2 separate regions of the Homo sapiens genome follow, and region 1 is linked to region 2. The links are chromatin loops, found by intact Hi-C in ENCODE. Cell type or tissue: HepG2. All regions are shown on one strand. Each heading gives the region's core, and the rest is flanking DNA. Links, peaks and the distances in the headings are about the cores only. Region 1 has its middle 16 kb from the start of CST8. Region 2 holds the start of CST9 (cystatin 9).

Region 1 (5,372 bases), core at 254-5,253, 99 kb before region 2:
GTCTCTTTCTTTAGGTCGCCAAAGAGGACCAGAGAAATTCTGGAGAATTTGGAAAGTAACAGGCTAAAGTAACTTTATTTATAGATATAAATGTTTACCTTGAAAATGTAAAATTGAAATTCTTTACTATTTAATGCATATATAGAAAATATATGATAAAAATAACATTTATAATACTACAACAACAACAAGCATAGAACACACCCAATGACAAGCTTTACAATGACTTCAAGGAGGGAAAACTGAACTTTTATTGATGGAACAAAAGATCTGGCAAAATGGAGAGACAGATAATATTCCTGACAGGAAGATTTAACATTAAATATGTCACAAGTACTAGTTTCCCCAAAGCTGGGGAGGTCAGGAGTTTGGGGTGCTCACCATGGCTGCTCATAGGAGGGCAAATGGAACCTGCAATCAGGAGGTATTCTGGAGCTGGAGGACTTCCCCGTGCTCAGACCACACATGGCTACTTTGAGAATTGCCCTGTGACTACCTTTTCTTGATTGGGGTTCCTTGAATTTTGAATTTGAAGCTCTTTTGCAATTGTTACAGGCAATCTCCATGTCTAAGATGACCGTAACGCACCCCTAGATAAATAGCTCTGGTAGATCCCACAGGCAAGAAGCATTCTTTTTTTTTTTTTTTTTTTTTTTGAGATGGAGTCTTGCTTTGTCACCCAGGCTGGAGTGCAGTGGTGCAATCTCAGCTCACTGCAACCTCCGCCTCCCAGGTTTAAGCGATTTTCCTGCCTCAGCCTCCCGAGTAGCTGGGACTACGGGTGCCCGCCACCATGGCCGGCTAACTTTTTGTATTTTTAGTAAAGACGGGGTTTCACTGTGTCAGCCAGGATGGTCTGGATCTCCTGACCTCATGATCTGCCCACCTCGGCCTCCCAAAGTGCTGGGGTTACAGGCGTGAGCCACCGCGCCCAGCCACAAGAAGCATTCTTGACTGAGTCTTCTAAATGGACAAAGATATATGGAACAACTGCTAATTTTAGAAAGTAGGAGAGGAAAAAAAAAAATCACACCCCAGCCAAGGGCTGCTTTTATCTTGCAAACCCAACCCACTATTGAAGAATGAGAAAGAGTGGGGTTGAGCATGGGGCCACACATGGTCTGATTTGCCCCGATTCTGGCTCATTCCCTGAGGAACGCCCTTACTGAGGTGGATCCAGTGGAAAATGAGATGTCCTCCATTAGACTTGCTGCACAGATGTGGGCCATGGATCAGCAGCATCAGTGGCACTGGGAGCTTGCTAGCAATGCTGAATCTCGTGCCCATCCTGGACGCACTGACTCGAAATCTGCATTTTAATGAGATCCCAGGTGGTTTGTGTGCACATTAAAGCTTGAGAAGAACTGCCCTCAAGTCTTAAAAATTTCTGCTGAATGTCAATGGTAAACCACCTAATTCTGTACATTAACATGCAGGACAATTGATATGTTAAGAATATTTAATACATTAAAGTATTTAAATCTCCTAGTTTTTTTTTTTTTTACAAAGATCCTGTATACCATTTTGCTCCTAAATAGCTTCCAAATGGTTTTTAGTTGTTGCTGTAAGTAGAAATTTTCCCCAGTTGCTGGTAGTTTGTACTGGAGAATGTTGTGAATCTGACTACATTATAACATTTTGCCACTTTTCTTACTTGCTGGAATAATTTAAGTGAAATACTCATTAAGTCCTTTGATGGCAAATCAAGGGGCTTAGGGCTCACTGGGAAACAAGACGGACACACCGGGAAACACAGCATGCCTATGCGAGGACACCAACACAGACATGGTGAGGGTGGGTGCTGTGGGGGTCCTAGACTCCTCCTTCAGGTGCAGGCTTGCCTGTAGGTGTGTGGACAGTGACCGAGGTCCACAGCTTCGCTTTCTTTTGGGACCTACCAGTTTTATAGAAAAGCATGGTTTGAAGAAGTCCCATTCCCCATTCCTGAAGCTTATGAGGATTCCATGGTTATAGGATTTTAGAACTTTCTATACCCCATGTTCTGAATTTCAAGACACCTCCTCCTTTTGTCTATGCATATTCTTCAGAAATCCCTGATATTCTGCACTAAAACAGCATCTTGGTATCACACAGATTTTTTTTTTCTGTAAGACAACACATAATAGTGTAGCAAAAAATAAAAAAATAAAAGATAATTTACAAATCCTACATGCTAAAGTTCTGACTACCTATCATATATAGCCAGGGAAATGGTCCCTTCATAACTCCTGAGTCTTACCTCTGGCTTTTCTTTCCTTTCTCTTTTAGTGCCATCAACACAGGGTCCCAAGAGTTCTCAGCCACATCAGCTCCAAGAAGAACTTGTTTCATTGAGGATTTAGGGGAACTGTCTCATTGGCGAAGAGAAGTTCTCCTCCCCCTGCCCCGATGTGACTCGTTAAGGTTTGGGGTGCCCTGGCTCTTGGAGCTTTCATCTATGGTCTAAACCTTGAACACCATAAACATTAGGTTGGCAGTTCTTGGAGCTTGGGTAACTGCATGCACATGCCTTGTTCACACATGTCCCAGTATTTTTACTTACTCTGTTGAGGGAGTTTATTCTTTCCTTTGAATACATTTCACTCCCACCTGTAATAAACTCCCAATTGGTCTTTCTACTTTTGTATCTTTAGGTGAATTAAAAATTTCATTTTTAGTAGATGTTTCATATTTGTGCTACATCCTTCTGAACTCCAGAATCATATGTAGGCATACGTGTATATGTGTGTAAATATATATTTAGAGTATATATATATATTTAATACATATCTATAATAAATTCTATATTCATTTCCACTCTGGTGTTAGGCTTCATTGTTCTCACTGACAGGCAGCTCTGGGTCCTGGGAGTCTGCCATTGTTGGACTCCATTAACAGGCTCCCTAGCCCTTCCACTGATGGCTGCATTTGGCTAATTTTGGGGAATGGGAGCATGCGGAAATATGAGCGCAGCTGGAGCCAGTGTTGGGATATTTCTTACTGGTTGCTGGAACCCACTTAACAGCAGCTGCATTCTTCCGCCAGGGGCCAGCGCTCCTGCTGGGCAGTCCCTCCCCGCCACCTACAGCAACCCCTAGTGCGTGTGGCAGGCAGAGCAATGCTTCCAGAGATGTGTACATCCTGAGCCCTGAAATCTGTGGATATATTATGCAAGCTGGTAAGGGGAAGTTCAGGTTGCAGAGGGAGTTAAGGGTGCTAATAGGCTGACCTTAAAATAGGAAGATTATCTGGATTATCCAGATAAGCCCAAATTCCTTAAAAGATGGTAGAATGGTAGGGGAGTCAGAGCTGAAGTGATTCAATATGAGAAGAACTCCACTCACTGCAGGCTTGAAAGACAGAAGGCCATGAGGCAAGGACTGTGGGCAGCCTCTAGGAGCCAGGAAAGGCAAGGAAATGGGTTCTTTCCTAGAGCGTCTGGAAGAATGCAGCACCCCCCCCCCCCACCCCCACACTGTCCAGAGCCCAGTGAGCCCGTCCTGACTCTGACTTTCAGAGCTGTAGGATCACAAACTTGTGCTGTCAGCTGCCAAGGCGGTGGTATTTGTTCAGCAGCCGTGGGAAACTAACACACTGGGCTTGGCCACCACTGCATCCTTCACCCGTGGGGTCTAGGGATGGTGCACGTGCCCCTTTCACTGACTGTGGGTCCTTTACCCTCCGTTGTTGGTTTTCCTTTGCAAATATCCCTCTGTTCCCTCTCCTCAGATACCCTGTGGAATTTGTCTCCAATTTCCTGGCAGGACTGGGGATGAGATGGGAAACTAAGGGGGGAAGGGTCAAAACGACCTCATCCGCCTCCAGCATCCTCTAGCTCAGTCAGTGCCCACTGTATAATTATTGTCACAAAACCACAGCCAGATAATTCTTTTTTTTTTGTCATAATCAAAGGGCCATAAAATAGATTTAAAGCAAAACTCACACTATCTCTGTCATTACTTGGTGCATTTTTCTCACCCTCAAAATTAGCTGTTTTTTTCTTCATAGACCAAAGAGAAGTAACAAAAATAAACTTGTGCCGAGTTCACAAGCTTCAGCTGGATGTACTGGGGCTGGGTCAACTCAATGCCATCAACCTCCCACAGGGTGAACGGGAGCCGCTCTTCAGGCCCACCTAAGCATCTGCTCTCTCCCATGGAGGGACTGGTGTCAGGCCTCCAGTAGGGGAGAGGTGACTTCAGCGTCTGGACAGCCTCCTGTGCGGACCTGGCAGCACTGCTGGTGGTGGTGATGGCTGACAGTGCCTTTGTGCTCCCACCCTGCCCAGAGCTGTTAGATGCTCTCCACACAAGGCCTTCTGCCCTCCTCTGCTCCTACACCCTGACCCCAATCACACAGGAAGCATCCCCATCCTGGGGTCAGTACCCCGTTTTCAGAAACTCCTCTCTCTCTCACACACACACATGCACGCACACACCATTGTCCCTCCTGAGCCAGGGCTGCTTCCCAGTGACTGGCAGCCTCCCACCTCCCTGGCTGCATCCTGGCAGGCTCAGCCCAAGCTGTGGGAAGACCAGGGCCTAAGGAAGCCATGCGGAAAAGAGGACAGAGGGAATGAACAGGGCAATGGGTCATGATCAAAGGAGCCATGTGGTCTGAGTAACTGCCCACAGCTGTGGGGCCAGGCTTGGGTAGTGGGAGGCAAAGAGGCTGAAGAGTGCAGGGAAACACTCTCCCCTCAGTATTCTATCCATCTTTTCAGGCAGGCAGTGTCTGGCTACCTTGTGGTCAATCCTAGCTAACAGCTTTCTTTCTTAGCCATGTTTTAGCACAAGGAAGCGAGTTTCAACATCTTGGCTGGGCCATGGGAGCAGACTGGCCAGTGGGAAGTGAGGTCAGAGCAGAGGCTGGCTCTGCAGTAACCTCACAGACCCTGCATCTGAGTTCCAGGTCGCTGACCCGGAAGAGGGCAGAGGTGCAGCCACAGGCCAGCTCGGAAGGCAGCTCCAGTTTCAGCTCTGCCATATTCTGGCTTTAAGACTTCGCCATGCAGCTCAGCCCTCAGTGGCTCACCTGCAGCTTGGGAGGAAAGCCTGCCTCCCACTTCAGACAGGGCTGCTGGCCTCCCAGGAGTGGGCAGCGTGGGCAGGCAGAGCAGCTTCAGTGGACTTGGAATGGGAGGGCAGTGGCCTTTCTCCGTCTAGGCCATGGATGTATTTGGACACTTTTGTGAGTCACTGATGGGGTCAAGCCAGGGGCCTGGGACAGATGGAAGAGCAGCAAGGTACCCATCCTTGCCTCCGCTGCCTCCTCCCACGGGCTGGCTGCAGACTTCCTTTCACCAGAGTTGAGAAATGTTACTTCTCAGGTCCGTTTAGTTCCTGAGCTGACACAGAGTTTGATTGTTGCAACTTCAAAGTAGTCCAGGGACA
Region 2 (5,372 bases), core at 192-5,191:
CCACCTCCACCCACCCCCATTTCCCACGGTGAGACTCCAGCTTCACTCTCAGTAGGCATCTGATCTTGCAGCTGCATTCCCAGAGGACAGAGCCACATGTCCGGGAGGGTGTTGGATCTCCAAGAGTTTTCAGGGTAACTTCAGCCCTGGGACAGAGGGAGCCTCATCTACAGTGTGTTGTCAAACCTTCCAAGTGACCTCCAGCAAGAAGAATGACACACAGCGCTCCCACTACACACAGGCACACACCCTGGGAAAATGGGTTCAAGAAATACCATCTGCCCTATTGCAAAGTGCATGCTGAAGTTCTCCTTGCCCTCCTTCCCACTCCATTCTATTTAATTCCACTCCATAGCCTCCCTCTCACCCATCTATTCTTCCCAGCCCCCAAACTGATGCTGGGATTGCCATATCCAGGAAGCCATGTGGAAAGCTTTTAGGACTTACTGTCATTTAGGACTTATAGACCATAGTAAGGAGCTTAGATTTTATTCTAACGGTATTAAGAATGGAGGCTTACACTGAGGTCTTGGAGAATCAAGCAAAGCACTGGGAAAGCAGAAGCATGAGGCCTGGCCAATCTCAATCTCTGAGACTTCCAAGGTTCCAGCATGAATATTAGCAGCCACCATTACTGGACCAGATGCCCCTCTGAGGGTTGCATCAGGCTTTTAATTCTCCTGAGAGGAGGCAGCAAATGAGCAAGGAGGAAAATTCCTCTGTACCAGCATTGGAATCCTGAGGATGGCAGTGAGGAATCCACCCCAGGAGGCAGAGAACCAGCCAGAGCCTTGCACAGAGTCTTTCCAGAGCTTAAGCTCTGTGCGGTACTAGAGTCCCTCTGCCTTTCTTTCAGGCTCTTGGTGCTGAGAAAGGAAGAGCAATGCTCCTTCTCTCTCTAAACCAGAAGTTCTCCACTAGGAGGGCATTTTAATTGTTCATGCCTGAAGCCCAGATGAACTGTGCATTCCTGACCACATTTAATGATTTCATCAAAAAGGCAAGCATTTTAGGATAAAGGTCCATTGAGGAAGAGTGTAAATTGGCCTTCAGTTCATTAAGTGCAGACAGAGCAAGGAGCCCAGAGAAGGTGGAGATCAGAGAACTAACCTTTCACGGTGGCCTCTCAGGGCTGATGGTGTTCTTTATTGCCCTCGAATTCTCACTGTTCTCTCTCTGTCTGCCTGTCTCTCTCTCTCTCTGTCTCTCTCTCTCTGTCTGTCTGTCTCTCTCTGTCTCTCTCTCTCTCTCCCTCTGTGTGTCCTTGCTTTTCCATTTTCATTTTATGACCTGGAAATGTTTATCAGTCTCTTTGGTTATTTTCTCTTCTTGTCAGCTTCATCTCCTTAGAAGTCCTTATTTTGAAGTCACTCTTCAGTTATACAATGTCTTAAAAATCATGAAGATTGAAAAATATATTTTGCATGTGAATAGACATTTACCTAATTTAAAAAAAATTTTAAGTTCAATGTTTTCCAAAACTAAAACTACCGTAATTGGTTGTGGACTACCTGACTATGGACTGCTGATGGTGAACCAAGTCTCCTAGACTAGACATCTTGGTCCCTCACTTAGGGGCAGATGGAGAAGGACAGGCCAGAAGAGGATGTGGTCACCAACCTTTCTGTCCATGCTATCCTCCCTCCATGAACTCAGGACGCGCAACAGCCTGTAGGCATGCTCCTCCTTGCTCTGCACGTTGAAAGTGTTCAAGGCAAACTCCACTGTGGCGAGGAACATAGGATCCTGGACTATTTTATTATTACCACCCATTTCCTCTTCAGAACACCAGGCATAAGTCACCAGGAGCTGGAAGCCCATGAGAAGCAGTGACAGTGCCCAGGGCATAGCCTTCCTCCTCTGCGGACTCGACATGATGCAGGCTCCAGCAGCCCTTGCCTTTGCCCTTCAGATCCCTGGCGTCCACTGGAGCCTTCCAGGGCTCAGGTCTGGCCTTTAAATTCACCTGCTGGGGCAGAAACTCCTCCCTCCAGGCCTCACCTCTGCAGTTACACCCTGTCTCTCCCACACATGGCCTCCCTTCTTCCAAAGGCGTTTAAATCATCTCCTGTTTAGGGGAGAGGAACAGCACCCAGGCAGGTGGGTTGGAAAAGACTAGCAATGGGAGAGATAGTGCCCTGAACATGAGGCCCAGCCCCAGCTGCCCCAGCACCTCCGCAGGCTAAAGGAGACCTCTACTGGGCGCCCCAGAGTCAGAGCCCGGCACAGGAACACAAGTGTGAGAGGTATGAGTGGAAGGTGAGCCCTGGACTCAGCAGTGGGGGTGGGCTGGGAGGGGGAGGTTAGGTGGAAAGGCAGAGACAAAAGGATGGAAAGGGATGACAGTGGATGCTAGTATCATGGGTGAGCAGGTACAGCGCCCCGAGAAAGCACTGGGCCTCTTGAGAGAGAGGCGGGGAGCCCGGGAGGATTGGCGGGATGTCCTGCAGGTGTCTGCTCCCCCGAGGGTCTCGGGAGGGGGGCACCAGCCTGGGGGTCGTGGGCAGAGGTTGAGGAAATCAAGAGCAGGAGCCCCCAACCCTGTTCTCTGCACCTCCCTAAATGCAGCTTCCCAGCCCAGGGACGCGCTGCCAAGTGCTGGTACTAGGGGCCTGGCTAGTTATGGCTGCCCCTATTCCTCAAAGGTGTTTCCAGGACGGGTGGCCGCTTGCAATTGGAGCAGTGGAGAACCAGAAAGACGAAGATGCCCTCAGGGATGGCTGAAGTGCACCCATTAGGTTGTCACGGGTTCCCTCCTGTGGCCACAGCCGGCACAGCACTCTGCGGCACAGTTTGTGGGTGGAGATTCTGAGTTCTCGACCAAGACCCACATAGCCTCCAACTCCAACCGCAAATGGGGCTCTCAAAAGACTGAATAATGCACTCTTCACAGACCAGACTTAAGCTTTGTCCCTGTGAAATATGCCTTTGATGTTTATCCGTAGCTCCTTGTAAACTTCAGAAGCAACCAGCATCCCCTGATGTCACGTTAAAAAGCAAGTTCCTAGTTTCCCCACCCAAAGATTCTGACCCAGTAGCTGTGAGCAGGGCCAGGGAAACTACATTTCTCACCAGCTTCCAGAGGATGGTTGTGTTCCCGGTCTCAGAACCATACTTTGAGTGGTGCAGGTTCAGAATACTTCCTGGGAAGTGCATACAGACCAAACCACATATGAGAAGTAACTCAGCTTGAGGGGCATGGAGGTCAGGGGATGAGAATGGCTTTTGTGGGGCACACAGGATGGGGGACAGGCTTAGACAGCATGCCTGGTGATAAAGAATAAGAGTTTGTTTCTAGACCCTGTTTGCAAAGAAAAAGCAACTCAATGTGACAATTCCAGGAAAGCAGCCAGATGTGCCAAAAACATCACCCAAGGAGTCTGTATCCTTTCTCTGATGGCGTTGAGTTCACTGGAACTGCAGCTGAAGCGTAACTAATGTGGTTTCTTAGCTGGAGAGTGATGGTGCACGTAGGGGTAGGAAGGGGGTGTCAGTGAGGGCGGAAATGCCTTTGTGGGTTTTGGGATGAGCAGGCCATAAGGTGCTGTGAGAACTAGAATCCTGATGCCTGGAATAGGTTGCGAGTGTCCTGAGAGAGGCCTGCAATGCCCATGGAGGTCACTCTCACCTTGTAAGTTCAGCGGCTGACAAACTTGGGGCATCCTGCCAATTGCCAGTGGCTCCCCCACCATTCTGAGGGCCGATACCCACATGTGCTCCAAGGGAGTGCCCACACTCACTCTTACATGAGCAGTGGTTTAGGGTCCTGGGCACCAGCTCTGTCCTCACTGTGCAGCCAAGGAGGGGACAGGGATCCCCACACCCAGATGTGAGACCACGGGTGTACAGACACCATGGACCCTTACAAGTGTGTCTATTTTCTTGTTGAATCCCCAGTGGCCTGGGATGGCCTCACTTCCCAGGTGGAGAGAGACGGGAATATCAAGACATAGCCAGGTAAAGAGAAATACATGTGGGCTCCAGGCTGAGGAGCCCCGAAGACGTGGGTCAACATGTTGCCGAGGCCAGAGTGAAACCGGACGGCCCGGAGGGGCTGGCTGGCCAGCCCACAGGCACAGCTCACAGCTCTCTGCAGGGCTATCCCCAGGTCTCAGGTCTGGGAGGCTTTCTCTCCTGAGTCCCCTTGCAAGAGTTCTGTCTCACTCAGCTTCTTCCTGGGCACTCGTTGGCCTGTCTGTCTCTGGGGCCACCGGGACTTGTCTGGTGCTCTCTTTGTGTTGCTGGCACTGGCACCGAACACCCATGTGGTCTCATAGGAAGGTCCCAGTAACTCCTCACTGAAATGGACCTGCTTTTCCAGAAACGAGGCCCTGTATTTCTGAACGCATTCCTTTGAATGATTAGAGAATGCTGGCAACGACCAGGACCAAGCCACTGGCCCTTTTCTGTGAAGCTGAACATGAGGCGGTGGACGAGGGGAAGCCCAGTGACTCTTCGGGACACAGGACGCTCTCCCCAGCTCCCGCAGACCCTCCAGCTGAGTGCTCTCCCCGGGGTCGGACTCATGTCCCTCACTGCCCGGCCTACTCAGCCACATGCTCTAAAGGTCCCGTGCGACCTTGCTCACTGCCTGTTTCAAGCTGGGCCAGGCTCAGCGGGGCCTGCCAGTTTCAGGATCGCCTGCTGGGCTTTGGGATCACTTCCTCGGGACCCTCCCCATTCCCCCTGCTTGGCATTTCCCTAGGAGACTCCCCAGACAAGCCAGCATTCCCAGGGGTTTCCGTGTGCTGGAAAACAAGGTGGTGTCCAGGAGATCAAAGGAAGACAGCAGGGGCAGGGAGAAGCCCGGACTCAGAGCAGAGTGAGTGATCCAGTGATTGCTGTCATAGCAATCATCAAAGGGGCAGCTCGGGGCAGGGGGGTGAGCGGGGCTGGGTGGGGGTGCTGCCAGGGAATTCCAGAGCCCCCTCCACTCCTCCCTCCCCTCCTCCAGGTTTTCCACCTGGGGGGTTCTTCTTAGCTCAGTCTTCAGCTGACTTTGAGTTTTTATAATTTAAGGAATTAATCTCATATAGACTTATGGCAAATTTAAACTGAGAAAGAGGAATAATGATTGAATTAAAAAATGACAAAAGGAGAAATAAAAATACAAACATTACCGGTAAATATAGAGGCCTAAATCAGGGGTCATTCGTACCACATGCAAATCGGAAGGCCCATGGGCTGTTTCTTCTCCTTCCTGTGGGTCCAGCAGGTCCCTCACCCTGGCTAAGTCGGGGGTGCTGCCCTGGGCCCAGGAGCTTTGCTCTGAAGAGGAAGTGCTGCCCCAGTCACCCTCAGCAGCCCTCCTGTTTGCTGGCCTTTGCCGAACACACCTGCCTTCGCTCCTCAGTGGGCGTTTCCTCAGCTTC

What was found. Hi-C counts contacts between places; a loop is a spot of excess contacts. Peaks named below come from ENCODE experiments on the same cell type or tissue, not always from the same donor. Only the 100,000 strongest peaks of a DNase experiment are listed, where the experiment ranks them.
Region 1: it touches region 2 in a loop (9-fold over the local background); 2 of 110 quality-filtered maps call a loop at or near these places.

Annotation. Positions count from the first base shown.
Region 1 is chr20:23,504,507-23,509,878 of GRCh38, forward strand. It overlaps a transcript of CST8 not described here. Among named protein-coding and RNA genes, the nearest start is that of CST8, 16 kb to the left of the region's middle. In HepG2, for the core only: a CTCF peak has its summit at 3,057 (motif pointing right); a DNase peak (open chromatin) is centred at 3,125; H3K27me3 peaks cover 339 bases.
Region 2 is chr20:23,603,990-23,609,361 of GRCh38, forward strand. It overlaps CST9 (cystatin 9), which reads right to left and starts at 1,928. Exons shown (of 2, transcript NM_001008693.3): 1 at 1,621-1,928. The coding sequence starts at 1,875. In HepG2, for the core only: CTCF peaks have their summits at 2,186 and 2,752 (motif pointing left); DNase peaks (open chromatin) are centred at 2,742, 4,588 and 4,794; H3K27me3 peaks cover 641 bases.